Linked DNA regions of Homo sapiens: region 1 is linked to region 2. The links are chromatin loops, found by intact Hi-C in ENCODE. Cell type or tissue: heart right ventricle. All regions are shown on one strand. Each heading gives the region's core, and the rest is flanking DNA. Links, peaks and the distances in the headings are about the cores only. Region 1 overlaps FGF12 (fibroblast growth factor 12). Region 2 overlaps FGF12 (fibroblast growth factor 12).

The links. Peaks named below come from ENCODE experiments on the same cell type or tissue, not always from the same donor. Only the 100,000 strongest peaks of a DNase experiment are listed, where the experiment ranks them.
Region 1: it touches region 2 in a loop (2.0-fold over the local background); 2 of 110 quality-filtered maps call a loop at or near these places.

Annotation. Positions count from the first base shown.
Region 1 is chr3:192,704,443-192,708,842 of GRCh38, reverse strand. All of the region lies in intron 2 of FGF12 (fibroblast growth factor 12), which reads left to right. Among named protein-coding and RNA genes, the nearest start is that of FGF12, 21 kb to the left of the region's middle. In heart right ventricle, for the core only: no CTCF peak of the experiment used is centred there; a DNase peak (open chromatin) is centred at 2,362; H3K27ac peaks cover 3,117 bases.
Region 2 is chr3:192,653,031-192,657,430 of GRCh38, reverse strand. The region is part of intron 2 of FGF12 (fibroblast growth factor 12); the gene reads left to right. Among named protein-coding and RNA genes, the nearest start is that of FGF12, 72 kb to the left of the region's middle. In heart right ventricle, for the core only: no CTCF peak of the experiment used is centred there; no DNase peak of the experiment used is centred there; H3K27ac peaks cover 3,911 bases.

The DNA.
Region 1 (4,400 bases), core at 118-4,117, 51 kb before region 2:
ATATTATAATATCTTCCCAAAGTATATTAACTTTTTATTTCCACAAATGCTTAGATTGTAATTTTCTCAATAAAGCTTTTGCTTGATCCTCTTCTGGTAAGAAGTCCTTCTTTCCCTGGTCCTTCAAATCTCTCCTGTAGTGTTGATTTCTTTCTGTGCTATACTATAGTTCCTTGGGTCCTAGCTTGTTTTCTAGGCTGTGAATTTCATGAAGGCAAGGGCTGTCTTCTTCTTTGTAATTTCAGTGGCTTGGCACATGTTAAGCATATAATAGAAGGTAAATTGAGTTAATTCTATAGGGACTATGTCATTCTGCTTTGTAATTTCAGTGACTTGGCACATGTTAAGTATACAATAGAAGGTAAATTGAGTGAGTACTATAAAGCCCTCAATATATTAACATAAAATCTTTGTTTATTTAATTTTTATAGCACTTTTCATTATATCTGAGGCATAAAGTAGCTAAAGTCTCAGGGATGATGTACATGTAACACACATGCTTCAAGATTTCCTTCTTTCACTTTTGAAACGCCTTTCATCTCTCACCCTAGGCTGTTAGAGCCCTCTAAATAACGGATCCTATTGGCTGGACAAGGCAGTTCACACCTGTAATCCCAGCACTTTGGGAGGCCGAGGTGGGTGGATCACGAGGTCAGGAGATCGAGACCAACCTGGCTAACACGGTGAAATCCCGTCTCTACTAAAAATACAAAAAATTGGCCGGGTGTGGTGGCAGGCGCCTGTAGTCCCAGCTACTTGGGAGGCTGAGGCAGAAGAATGGAGTGAACCCAGGAGGCGGAGCTTGCAGTGAGCCGAGATCGCGCCACAGCACTCCAGCCTGGGTGACAGAGCGAGACTCCGTCTCAAAAATAAATAAATAAATAAATAATAATAATAATGGATGCTATTCCATATGACTGAACTTCCTGTTGTCCATGGAAGAGAATCATCAATCCTCATCCCTGGGAAATCTGGCTCGGCATAAAAACTTTCTCCTGCACCTTGGTGGAAGAAATTCCTGTGCTGTTTCTAAAAATGAGAAAGAAAAAGAAAAGAAAACATTCTCTGTTGTTCTCATTCTTTTTTTTTTTTTTTTTTGAGAAGGAGTCTCGCTTTGTTGTCAGGCTAGTGTGCAGTGGCACAATCTTGGCTTATTGCAATCTCCACCTCCCAAGTTCAAGCGATTCTCCTGCCTCAGCCTCCAGAGTAGCTGGGATTACAGGCACCTGCCACCACACCCAGCTAATTTTTGTGTTTTTAGTAGAGACGGGGTTTCACCATGTTGGCCAGGATGGTCTCGATCTCCTGACCTCGTGATTCATTTGCCTCAGCCTCCCAAAGTGCTGGGATTACAGGCGTGAGCCACCGCACCCAGCTATTGTTCTCATTCTTGAACAATGGGGAACAGCATGATTCTTTATTATTATTTGTGTATCTGTGTTGTGACCTGTCTTCTGGTTCTCTTCCTTCTTGACAAAGACTGGATGTGCCATTCTCGGTCAGCTCCCATGAAGCCAGCTCTGAACACCTCCTTGCATTCTAAGTACAGCCTTGTCATTAGTTACACCCCTGGCATTAGTGACTGAGATTGCACTTCTCAGGACCTTTTGTGAGTCCCAAAAAAGAGACTTCTGCATCAGTTCAAAGGGTGGCATTTCTGGAGCTACAACTATTACAACCTTTGTTGTTGAAGATAACCTGGGATTTCTGCTTCTTGAGGCCTGAGGTTAGAGATGTTTCAGTTTCCTCAACTCAAAAGCGGAAACTGAAATAAATGGGTAATGAAGGCCTTTCTTGTCCTTGATGTGTGAATCCATTTTCTGGACATTCATTTCTGTGACTGTCTTGTCCTTTTCCTCAACAATTCATCTGTTACTTTTGCATGGGTTATTCATCTGGTTAGTATTAACATTCTTTTGAAATCATCTTCTATATTAATAAACACTTCACAAATCTATTGGTGAAGTCGCCTTAGAATCTTGGCTTAATGGGATTATAGTGAATAATTCTTTTTCTTTGATTCTATCTCTGTAACAAAAATTGCTGTGGATTTATGTATAGAAAACTAGATATGTTGTAAAAAGGTCAGGGTTCAAGTTTAGCTCTGTGACCTTGGACATTTCATTTTATCTTTCTAGGCCTTAGTGTGTTGTAAGCGGAGGTAAATATCTTGCATCTGGGGTTCTTGCGGCGGGGATTCAAGGAGAGAAAGTATTTGGGAAGTGCTTTGTAAACGATATTGTACTATATGACAAGCAAGTTGTTATTAATAGAGGCCTGACTACTCCCAATTGTTTCTGCTTGGTCAGTTAGTTCTAGATGAGTAAATTGGAGAGGACAGAAAGGAAGGAAGTGGCACTGGGCGGGGAGCCGGGTGATCTGGAATTCATCCGGGTGCTGTTCGGCGGTCAGTCGGTGACTTAACGTGACCTTGGCAAAGTCGCTTTGCCTCATGTGCTTCTGTTACGTCATTGGTAATATGAGGTGGGCGAAAGAAAAGATGATCCAGAGACTTTTTTCCAGTTTATAAAAGCATGTGATTATTAGAGTTTAAATTATGAGATTATTATTTATTTAAGGATATCATTGAGTTTAGATTATTAAATCATAAGTCTTACCAATAGTGGGCCCAAATAATATACATATTTTGAATATATAATTTCAATGAATTATTTTAAAGAAAATGCCAAAACTTCATCTTTTAACCACTGAAAAGGAACTAATGAAGTCTCCTATTCACTACATTTTTGTATTGTATTTGGAAGGAATGTGTGTATTTAAAGGGAGGCTAAGGATTAACAGATGAAATTCTGTATGAGAAACCAATTGTGTCTACAGCACCTAAAGCACATTCTGTTGTGATATATTCTCTAGTTACTTTAAATTTGTTTGTTTTCCTTCATTTAACCAAAAAATGAATAATTGTAAAGAATCAGGCACTATGTTAATCACTGTAGTTAAGATAATTCCTATTATAAGACATGGTTGATCTAGTGTAGAAAGCAACATGGCTTAAAAATTATACAGGGATGCCTCGTGTCATTGTACTTTGCAGATGTTGCATGCGTCGCATATTGAAGCTCTGTGGAAACCGAGAGTTGAGCAAGTCTATTGGCACCATTTTTCTAAAGCACGTGCTCACTTCAGGTCTTTGTGTCACATTTTGGTAATTCTTACAGTCTTTTAAGTTATTCTATTATTATAACTTTCATGGTGATCTGTAATATTTGATGCTATTATTGTAATTGTTTTGGGAGTGCCACAAGCCATGCCCACATAAGACAACAACTTAATCCATAAATGTTGTATGTGTTCTGACTGCTGAAGGAAGAGAAACAAATTTAAAGTTACTAGAGAATATATCACACCAAAATCTGTTTCCAGTGTTGTAGACATAATTGACTTCTCAAACAGAATTTCACCTGTTAATTCTTGTGTGTGTTCTGACTGACTGTCTGTTCCCCATCTTTCTCCCTCTTCTCAGGCCTATTTCCTGAGACACGAAGATATTAAAATTAAGCCAATTAGTCACCCTAAAATGGCCCTTAAATGTTCAAGTGAAAGGAAGAGTCACATGTCTCTCACTTAAAATCAAAAGCTAGTAATGATTAAACTTAGTGAGGAAGGCATATTGAAGGCTGAAATACGCTGAAAGCTGGGCCACTTGCCCTAAACAGTTAGCCAAGTGGTGTATGTAAAGGAAAAATTATTGAAAGAAATTGAAAGTGCTACTCCAGTGAACACAGGAAGGATAAGGAAATGAAACAGCCTTATTGCTGATGAGAAAGTTGTAGTGATCTGGATAGAAGATCAAATCAGTCACAACATTTCCTTAAGCCAAAGCCTAATACAGAGCAAGGCTCTCTCTTCAATTCTGTGAAGGCTGAGAGAGATGAGGAAGCTGCACAATAAAAGTTAGAAACTAGCAGAGGGTGGTTCATGAGGTTTAAGGAAAGAAGCCATCTTTGTAACATAGTGCACAAGGAAAAGCTGCAAGTGCTAATGTAGAAGCTGCAGCAAGTTATACAAAAATATCTAGCTGAGATAATTGACAAAGGTGGCTACACTAAACAGCAGATTTTCAATGGAGACTTCATAGTCTTCTATTGAAGAAAATACCAACTACAACTTTCATAGTGAGAAAGAAGTCAATGTCTGGCTTCAAAGCTTCAAAGGACAGGCTCACTTTTTTGTTAGGGGCTAATGCAGCTGGTGACTTTAAATGGAAGCCAATGCTCATGCACCATTCTGAAAATAGTAGGGCCCTTGAGAATTATGTTAAATATACTCTGCCTGTGTTCTATAAATGGAACAACAAATCCTTGATGAAAGGCCATTTGTTTAAAGGATGGCTTACTGAATATTTTAAGCCCACTATTGAGACTTACTGCCCAGAAAAA
Region 2 (4,400 bases), core at 76-4,075:
TTTTTTTTTTAATAGTTCTCTCTAGTTAAAAAGAGGCAGTTCCAACTCTGCCAGAAAGGCAGACAAAGAAAAATGATAAAAATCAGACAGAAAAACTCTAAAAGCATTGGGACTATCTAGTGAAGTGACAGGAAGCCCTGAATATTTCATTTGCTCTAATACAGAACAATGTGGATATTCATCATAACCGCCCTGACATGTTAAGGGAAGATTAAATTATGTTCAATACGTTATATCAAATAAAGTTCAGAAATGTACAGTACATTTCAGGAAGCATTCTGTGCAAGAAAGTTATTGTCTTTATGAATGTAAAGGAAAAAAAAAACCTCAACTCAGCAGAGAACATAGATATCCAGAATAGCAACCATTGTATGATTACATATTAACCTTCCCATTGTTGATATGTACTGGGGACCTCTGTTGTTTATAAGTGCTGTGACCTTGGCCGTGAGACTTTATACTAATACCTATCCCTCAGTAATGTTCTGTAGATTCACCAAGATTTATCTTTGTAAAGTTTTTCACATTGTACTTGCCAATTAGTATATATTTAATAATTGTGGCTATTATGCATTTCAAGCTTCCTGTGAACAAAAAATACATTGGAAGCCAGGTCGCGTCAAGGATTACAGACCACACATTACATTTTCATGAGCCTACACTGCTAGGTGTTTTCTTGTTGGGTACTCTGAAAAATATTACATGAACTAAAAGACTGTCAACATTGGAGAGAGTATGCCATAATCTTGAAGTAGCTGGCATTGTTACTGGATATGTATGGCTTAAGTCTTTGGTTTGGAGGTGGGAGGCTGTCCTGTGCATTGCAGGATGGTTGGTTAACAGCATCCCTGGCCTCTACCCACTGGATGCCAGTAGCACCCCTCCTCCCACCCCAGTTATAACAATCAGAGATATAGGCATTGCTCAATGTCCCTGGGGGCCAGATCACCCCGGCTGAGAACCACTGCACTAGAGAAACAAATGTGTAAATATGGAGCATGAAGTTTTAAATAGTGGTCACAAGTGAATGCTGAGTGTGTTTAAATTCTCATTCCTTTTGTGCTATGAGGCTTTGACTACATGTATCTGCTTTACTATAATTCTCTCTCTGTGTGTGTGTGTGTGTGTGTGTGTGTGTGTGTGTGTGTGTCTTTTCACCTTATAATTTAGGTGTTGTTTAGTGACAGTTAAAGGATACTAAGAAAGGATTGGGATGAAACAGTGTGTTTTATCCAGTATTTTGAGAGTAAGGCTTCCCAGGTGAGCTTCCGTCACTGATTTTTTGGATGGCTGTACATTAATTAACATACATTTATTGAGTGCATACCCTTCTAAAAAGTCCTGTGCTAGGTACTGCAAGGAAAAGAATTTTTTTTTTTTTTTTTTTTTTGCCTGAACCTCCTGGATGAGGGAATTTCTTTTCTGGCATGTAACGTTTCTTTTCTCGGCCCATGTGTCTGGAGTGCTAGTTATTCTTCCCCTCCAGTCCCAAACAGCTTCTTTTCCTATGGCTTCACTGACCTTTCGCTCTAAAATCCTCATGCTTGTGTTCACCTCTTCCCATTCCCCCATCTCTATTGCATCATTATGCGGGTTTGCAAACATCATCATCTTCTTTCTGGCATGACTCAGACTCCTGATAACGTTCATTTCTGGTTGCCTTATTTAGGGAAAATCATCTTCTTCTTCTAGGCCATATTAGCATGGGACACTCGTCCATCTATTACTCAGTAGCTCTTTAATTTCAAAATATAGTCCTAATCAAAATTTTCTAGCTCTTTATTTTACTTATATTTTGGGGGACTCATCAGTTATGATTAAATGGGTCAACTAGTAACAGAAATCTAAGTAATACTTGTAAACTAAATAGAATTAATTTTCCCTTGATGTAGAAGTCAAGAGGCTGGTATGGTGATGTTGTGATTTCATCAGCCTCTCAGTTTTTCTCAATCCTTCTATTCTGCGTTCCTATTCTGTAGCTTCCATCCTCAAGGTCAAGTCATGGTCTAAAGATGTCTGTCTGTCTATTGCAGCTCCAACCATCACATCTGAGTTTTAGAAATAGAGATGTAGAAAAAAAGAAAGGCCTGTCAATGGAATGCTTTCTGCTTCTCTGAAGTCCCTCTTAAAATTGTTTAAATTTTAACACCTATCTACAAGGGTGGCTAGGATATGTAGCTGGGCACATTGTTGCTATCAACAATACAGAGATTGTGTTAATAAGGAGGAAGTGAGAATAGATATTGGCCAGGCAGCAGATGTCTCTGCACACAGAGAATTTTGAGTGGAATTTATGTCATCGATGTTTTATACACCATATACAAAATAGGACTTTAAGAAGATGTTTCATAATCTATACAGCAAAATTTACTATATTAATATTGAGTTATTACTCCTAAAATTTGTTCCTTGTGCTCAAATACAGAATTGGAAGGATTCTTTATCATTGCTCCAAGGAATGAGGGGGAAAACTGTCACATTCCTCTGAAAAGTAAAAAATGTGGTCCATCAATCTAGTTGACTATTTTTTTTTTCACACTGATCTGTCAGAAGTGGCTGATTAGCTGTGGGTTTCTATACATAGCTAGCATTTATCAGAGAAATATCATGAGGACACTCTTTCTGTTGAATATACGAAAACCATAACCAGTTTCTACATGTAAGGGAAGGAGTGGTACACAGGTCTGTCAAACTGTGATGCAGGGTGGTGTGGGGAAAGGAACGGACTACGTTCAAGAAGCCTCTCTTCTGCTTCACGTTGAACATTTCTGACTCTGTCACTTTTCCTCAATCACTGTAAGCCTCTGCTTTTCATCTATAAAATGGGACTAATCCTTAACTCGGCTATCATTTGTTGTGTCCCTTCTTAAAGATACATTGAATGCCCATCTGTGGCAAGATACCAGAGTAGGACAGAGCTATTGTTATGCTTAAATAAAATATCTTGTAGAAAATCATATGTAAATTCAAAGTGCTATTGGGTTGCTGATATGGAGATTATTTATTTTTTTTATCATTTAGATCCAGATCAGATTTTAGCCATTCTTGGCAACAGATAAACTCTATTTCTCAAAAATTTCTAGTAGCAATCAATTATCTCAAAAAAATTCTGCTGTCCTGTGTGACACTGCAACTATGTATTACCCATTAATGCTAATTAGGAAGGACCTGGGAAGCACAGCCAGATAACCTATAGTTTATTCCCAGCCCTCCTACTTGGCCTCCAAACTTCCACAAAACACTAGCTTCCTTTGTGCCTACTTCCAAGCCTAAAATTCTTAAGTAACTTTATTATTTATTTGTTTATACAGTGGCAAAATCCTGAAATCCTTCACATACTTGTTAGGCAACATTAAATATTTGTGAAGTCTGAGTGGCACACTCACCTTAAGAAGCTTCAAATGAGGCCAGGTGCTGTGGCTCATGCCTGTAATCCCAGCATTTTGGGAGGCCAAGGCAGGTAGATCAACTGAGGTCAGGAGTTCTAGACCAGCCAGACCAACATGGTGAAACCCCGTCTCTACTGAAAAATAAACCCATACACAAAAATTAGCCATGCATGGTGGCTTGCACCTGTAATCCCAGCTACTCAGGAGGCTGAGGCAGGAGAATCACTTGAACTGGGGAGGCGGAGGTTGCAGTGAGCTGAGATAGCGCCACTGCACTCCAGCCTGGGCGATAGAGCATGATTCCGTCTCAAAAAAAAAAAAGCCTCAAATGAGGAATATATATTGAAAGAGTTTTATTTATTTATTTTGGTTTAATGAAAATTTGATCTGTTGTATTTTTAATTAGAAATTATTTGCTTCAAGGTTTTTATACAGGACATACAGGAACTAATTTGGATATTTTTAATATTATAGATCTGTACTGCGTTCTCAGAAGGCTACAAAACTCTGTAAGAGAAAAATAATTATTTGGCCTGCATTGTTTAAAAGGAGATCATATCTAGTTGAGGAAAACTGGTGGCGTTGGAGCATGGCTTTGACAGATTTTGATGGGCACAGAAAGCGAGGCTGGCTGAGCATTCCAGGAAGAAACCAAAATGTAGGGACCAGAGAAACTCCTGGGGATGATTTGGGAAAAGTGAGATTTTTTGATTATTCTAAAGAAATGGACTGAATGCCTCAAAAACAAGAGCTATGACTTATTTCTCGTCACCACTCCTAGCCTAGTTACAGTGATGACATAAAGAGAGCTTGGTGATCATTTATCAAACTGAATTACAACCAGTTTTAAGCCAAACCCAAAGACTGCAGAGAAATGGATATGCCCACCGTCTCTTCTGTAACTGTCATGCTTAAATATGACATAGGTGTTCCCTAAAGAGCATTTCACAATTTCTATTAGTGCACCATTCGAAATATGATGTTACAGAAGGCTAACAGTAAGTTCTGTGT